Linked DNA regions of Homo sapiens: region 2 is linked to region 1. Evidence: chromatin loops called from intact Hi-C (ENCODE). Cell type or tissue: heart left ventricle. All regions are shown on one strand.

What was found. Peaks named below come from ENCODE experiments on the same cell type or tissue, not always from the same donor. Only the 100,000 strongest peaks of a DNase experiment are listed, where the experiment ranks them.
Region 2: it touches region 1 in a loop (4-fold over the local background); 9 of 110 quality-filtered maps call a loop at or near these places.

Annotation. Positions count from the first base shown.
Region 1 is chr18:26,655,623-26,658,122 of GRCh38, forward strand. LOC102725227 (a long non-coding RNA gene) reads left to right here and starts at 109. Exons shown (of 3, transcript XR_935311.4): 1 at 109-212. It also overlaps a transcript of KCTD1 not described here. RefSeq lists silencers at 1,305-1,544, 1,555-1,744. In heart left ventricle, CTCF peaks have their summits at 377, 583 and 1,470 (motif pointing left); DNase peaks (open chromatin) are centred at 599, 979 and 1,439; H3K4me3 peaks cover 2,500 bases; H3K27ac peaks cover 1,626 bases.
Region 2 is chr18:26,460,065-26,462,564 of GRCh38, forward strand. The region is part of intron 3 of KCTD1 (potassium channel tetramerization domain containing 1); the gene reads right to left. Among named protein-coding and RNA genes, the nearest start is that of LINC01543, 38 kb to the left of the region's middle. RefSeq lists enhancers at 475-774, 865-1,014. In heart left ventricle, no CTCF peak of the experiment used is centred here; a DNase peak (open chromatin) is centred at 977.

The sequences.
Region 1 (2,500 bases):
CCACGTACAAAGCCAACGGCCCCATTTGCGACTTTGCTAACTTAGTTGGCTTCCGCCCAGCCGAACCCCGAAGCACAGTCACTGAAAACGTTTTGATACCAGAAAATCATTTCCACGACAGTGCAAGTGTTCGAAAGCACAAAGGCAGACTGTCTACCCGCGACAGTTCGCAAGTTGCGGTGGCGGGGCGGCTGTGCGGAGCGCGCGTGCAGGTAAGGGATTCCTGCACCCAGGTCTGCTTTCCTCTTCCTGGATGTTTTGGGGCTCGACCTCACTTTTAACGCGAATTCACCATTACGCGCCCCCCACCCCGTTCTTTTTCCAGGAGGCGCGGACTGTTTTCCAGCCAGGTCCCTCTTGGGGGCGGGAGAGGAAGCACACTTCACATTCAATAAAGAAGGGTGGCGGGAGTGGGTAGGGGGGCGGCGGCAGTTGGGGGGGCGGAGGAGGAAAGAGGTCAGAAAGGAGCCAAACTGAATCCCTCCCGCCCACCTCTGCGCCCCGAGCGCTGGTTCAGACGGCGGAGGCCAGAGGCGGCCGGGAAACTGTCCCTTTAAGGGAACCTAGGCCGCCAGGAGGGGAGGGAAGGATGCGGGCTCCTGACTTGGCGCTGACCGCAGCGCCGGGAAGAGGCGAGCGCAGCAAAGCCACAGCCATTACCTGCAGCGCTCGCATCCTTCCCCCGTCCCAGCGCCGCCCCCACCCCCTCCCCGCCTCCCAAGGAGACTTCTAATCCGGAGCATGTGCTGTGCCCTTTATCCGGGGAGGAGGTGGGGAGGAAGAGGAATAAGAGCTTTTTAAAAATAAATGAAACGTTTGCATCCAAAAGGGGGAGGAGGGCTGGAGATGGGAGGGAGTGGGAGGGGGCTTTAAAGGCGCCTGGGTGGGCGGAGGCGGCGAATCTGGACCAGCCCGGCCGGCGACGAAGAGCGCCGGGCACCGGCCGCGGCCCACAAAGGGGAGCGGCGTGGTCCGGCCCGGGCAAAAGGGGGAAGGAAAAACCGCCCCGGGCCCCAGTCCGCTCGGCCGCCACAATGGCGTCTTTCACGGGGCGTCCGGGGGCGCCGCCGAGGCTGCCTGCGAGAAGGGGGCGGCGGGGCCCCTACCCCCGGCAGGAGCGCAGCCCCGGGCGCCGCCGCCCCCTGCGCGCCCCGCAGAGATGTGCGCTTGGCTCTGGGCGCCCCCGCGGCGCTGGGCGCTCTCGGCGGGGCCGGTTTGCGGGCGCGGAGCTTTGCGCCGGGGAAGAAAGGGACGCGCGGGGCTCGGGGGAGGAGGGAGGGGCTCGGGGAGGGCGGGGGAGAGCCGCGGCGGAGCGGCCGCGGGGAGGCTGGCGCGCGGAGCGGCGGGCGGGCGGCTCTGGCACGGGCTCCCAGAGCCACGGCGGCTCCTCTCCGAGATCCGGAACCCGGCCCAGAGATCCGGAAACCCGGCCCCCGGCCGCGGCCCCTGCTGGCCGCACCCGCTCCTCCTGCCCGCTCTGCTCCGCCCTGCTCTCGCCAGCTCCCACTGGAGGAAGAAAGCCGAGAACCGGGAGCGGCAGCCCCGGAGGAGGCGGCGGCCCCTGCCCCGCCGCGGGTCCAAGCGGATTCCTAGTCGCCCGCCGCGGCGGGCGGCGTGTGTGCGAGTGTGCCGCGCTCTCGCCCCATGCCTGGCACATGCGTAAAAGCGAGTTGCGCCCAAAGTCCCAGCCATACCCTCCTTAGCAAATAATAACAAACCCAAACCGTCAGATCTTACCTGAAACATTGAAGCACAAAGTCTCTCTCCAAGTCCCCTTTTCCTTTTCCTCTCCCCCCTTTTCCGATTTCTCTCCCAGCGATCTGCTCGGCTCGCCACACCAGAGAGAAATGCAATAGCTTGGCTAAGGTAGACAGAACAAAATACAGAGAAGAGTTGCTCCAGGGCTTTGAAACCCCTCAAGGCAAGGATCAGGATACAATTAGCTCATGCCTCTACCTCTAGTCTAAATCAATCTCCAAAATAAAACTTAAATCAAATTAACCGATCACAGGGCAAACAATTGATCTCCTTCAAAAATAAAGCTCTACATATACGTATAGAGAAATATACACATAGGAAATTTTTTTCCAGATTTTTTTTTGGTGGAAAAACAGTCTCATTCCAGCCTCTAACTTGCTTTTTACCCTCCTCTTGCACAGAAAAGCTGATTTTAATCGTTGTGATTAGTTTTGATGTAACGTTTCCGCGGGCGATTTCTGCAAATGGATGGAGTGTTTCTTTGCCAAAAGAGGGAAAAGCAGCAGATGATGATAATTATAAGGATTGTTGGTTGTTTCTTTTTATTTGTGTCTAGGGCTCTCTCTTCACTTTCTCAAGTTGACCTGACATTGCTGTTACACTAAGGTCGCACAACTTGTTGAGGATCATCGCCCTGTCTGATAAAAGGATAGGTGATAATTTGGCAATAGAGCAGCACATTTTTGGTTCCTTTGGCGACATAACGTCCCAAATGACGTGGATAAAAATAAGCACATGCAGT
Region 2 (2,500 bases), 200 kb before region 1:
TTTGTAGAGGCTCAATTTGCATTCATTCATTCATTCATTCATTCAGTGAAGATAAAAGGAGCTGAGTAGATTAGGGCTGGTCAGGCCTCTTCTAAGTGCTTTACATGATTTAAATCCTGTAACCCTCGTCAATGCCCAGTGAATTAGGAACCACTATTATTCCCATTTTGCAGATGAGAAAACTGAGATGTGAAAGGATTCACCCAAGACTTGTTTCTTTTAGTAGAAAAAATGTCTTTGGGTATTTCAAGTTTGATTGTGTCGGTGAGAACCCAATTTCTATCCTCTTGGATGGAACGCATATATTGACCAAGGGGAGGCATAAGCTTGCCAATGGGCACCCTTCATCAGAAGCTCCCGGTCACCTTTGGTGGCCACAGGAGGGTGTGGGACAGAGATATGAGGCTAGAGACAGGCAGGGATGGGCACCTGGAGGGCAGGCATGTGGCTTTTACTTGAACCTAGGTGTTGATTTGTGATGGTTTGGGGGAGGCTGGTGGACAGCTGGAAGGCTAGTGTACTGCCCTGTGCCACCTGATGGAGCTGCCATCATAGAGTCAGAGACATAAACAACTTTAGGCCTCGACTCCTGCAAGATGTGCAATAAAGAAAACCTGTCCATTTCTGCATTTCTGAAAGCAAGAACACCTGGTCTTTTGGCATGGTTTCCTTTCCTCCAGCCTTAAAATAATCTGTTGAATTGAAACAGAAACCTAACAAAACAGGTATTAAAACACACACATAAGCCACTGAATGGGAAGACAAAAGAGAATGAGGGGGAGGCAGCAACTCAGGAACAATGTTAACAAGCAGGTCAATGTTATGGCTAAACGTAGCTATGGCCACAATCATTTCTGGGTGTAAGATAAGTGGATACTTGTCTAGACATGTTGACTGAGAACATTTTAATCAGCTGACACAGGCATTTGTGCCTTCCGTCCATGGGCAAGAGCTGGCAGGGGATGCCCAGTGCCTGCATGACAGCCAATGTTGCAAACATGTGGTCCGAGTGCCTCAAAGAGGCCCCTGATGTCCAGATGGGCTAGAGTATGAGAAGCACAAGATGACCATGGGATAAATATTTTTATTTTGCACTTTGCTCTTTCTCTTGCAAATCAAGCAATAGCAGCAGCAGCTGTAGCGGCATTATTCAACGCTTCCAGAGAAAACAGCATGGAGAGATGACAGTACTTGGGGGTCTTTAGCTGGGTAATCCACTTTCCATATAAAGAAACTCAGATCAGGTAGAAGATGCTGATGACGACACTCATCTCAGTGGAATGGGCTGCTGCTTTATTCTGTCCTTTTCCTGGCAACCCCCTTACCACAGGAGTCTTGGTTCCCTGCAGGAAAGGAGCCCACTGCTCTGAAAATCTTCCTTGCACATGTTCTACCTGCTTAGCCTCCTGACCCAGAGGAGATACTGTTTTGCTTTAAGGAGCTGAAAACTAGGCTGAGGTGTGGCCACTCTTAAGACAGGGCAGAACCGGGGCCCTTAGCCCAGCCTGAGGGGTAGGAGTGGGGAAGCCTCTGCAGGTTCCTCCTGGTTCTACCTGGGATCCCCACTCTGGGGCTTTGTCATCTTGGCATCACGCCAACTGTAAGATACTGACCTAAACACTTATTTACCAAGGAGATTTTAAACAGCAATGAGAGTTACACAAGCAAGAGAAGCGAGAACTTATGCTATTGCTTTTTATTTTCTTGTGAGATTTAATTACAAAACTTAGCACAAGGAAGGATCTAGACTCCAGTGAAAATATCTTATCGGCTGGGCGTGGTGGTTCACGCCTGTAATCCCAGCACTTTGGGAGGCCGAGGCAGGTGGATTATCTGAGGTCAGGAGTCTTGAGACCAGCCTGGCCAACATGACGAAACCCCGTCTCTACTAAAAATACAAAAAATTAGCCGGGCATGGTGGCGGACAAAGCCCTGATCTCCCAATGTGTCCAAAGTGAATGAAGCTAACAGGAAGGACTTGGGGTTAGAAGTCCTCCCCATGCTGACCCTGAGTTCTCACCATCTTTTCTTCCTTCTAGGTTCACAAGCCACTTGTTTAATAATCCACTCTGAGGTCTGGCCCTGGATGGGCAGTGAGGCTCACAACATAATGTTGCTCCAATTCATTGTTACCCACTCTTGGAAAAGTCGAGAAACACTGGCCCTTTTCAGATTTTTGGCCCTGCTCAGTGACCACTCTGGGATCCTGCTAGGGTTTATTAAAGTGAGAGTCAGAAGCGCTCCTATGAAGGTCATCTTGCCCCTGGGCTAGAGTCTCATGGGCCTAGCGCTGAACTGCTTTAAGCCACCAGGTGTTCTTTTACTCTCTCTTGATCATCCTGGCTCCATTTTTTCCTTTACTATGCTGTTCTATCTAGTCTCCAGAGTAGAGCCACTGCTATGTCACGGGGAGCAGATGACAGAGAACAGCTGAGCACTCATGCTTCTCTCTGGTGACTGCTCATCATGCTGCCTTGCCTCTAAGCACTGGCTGGCCAGA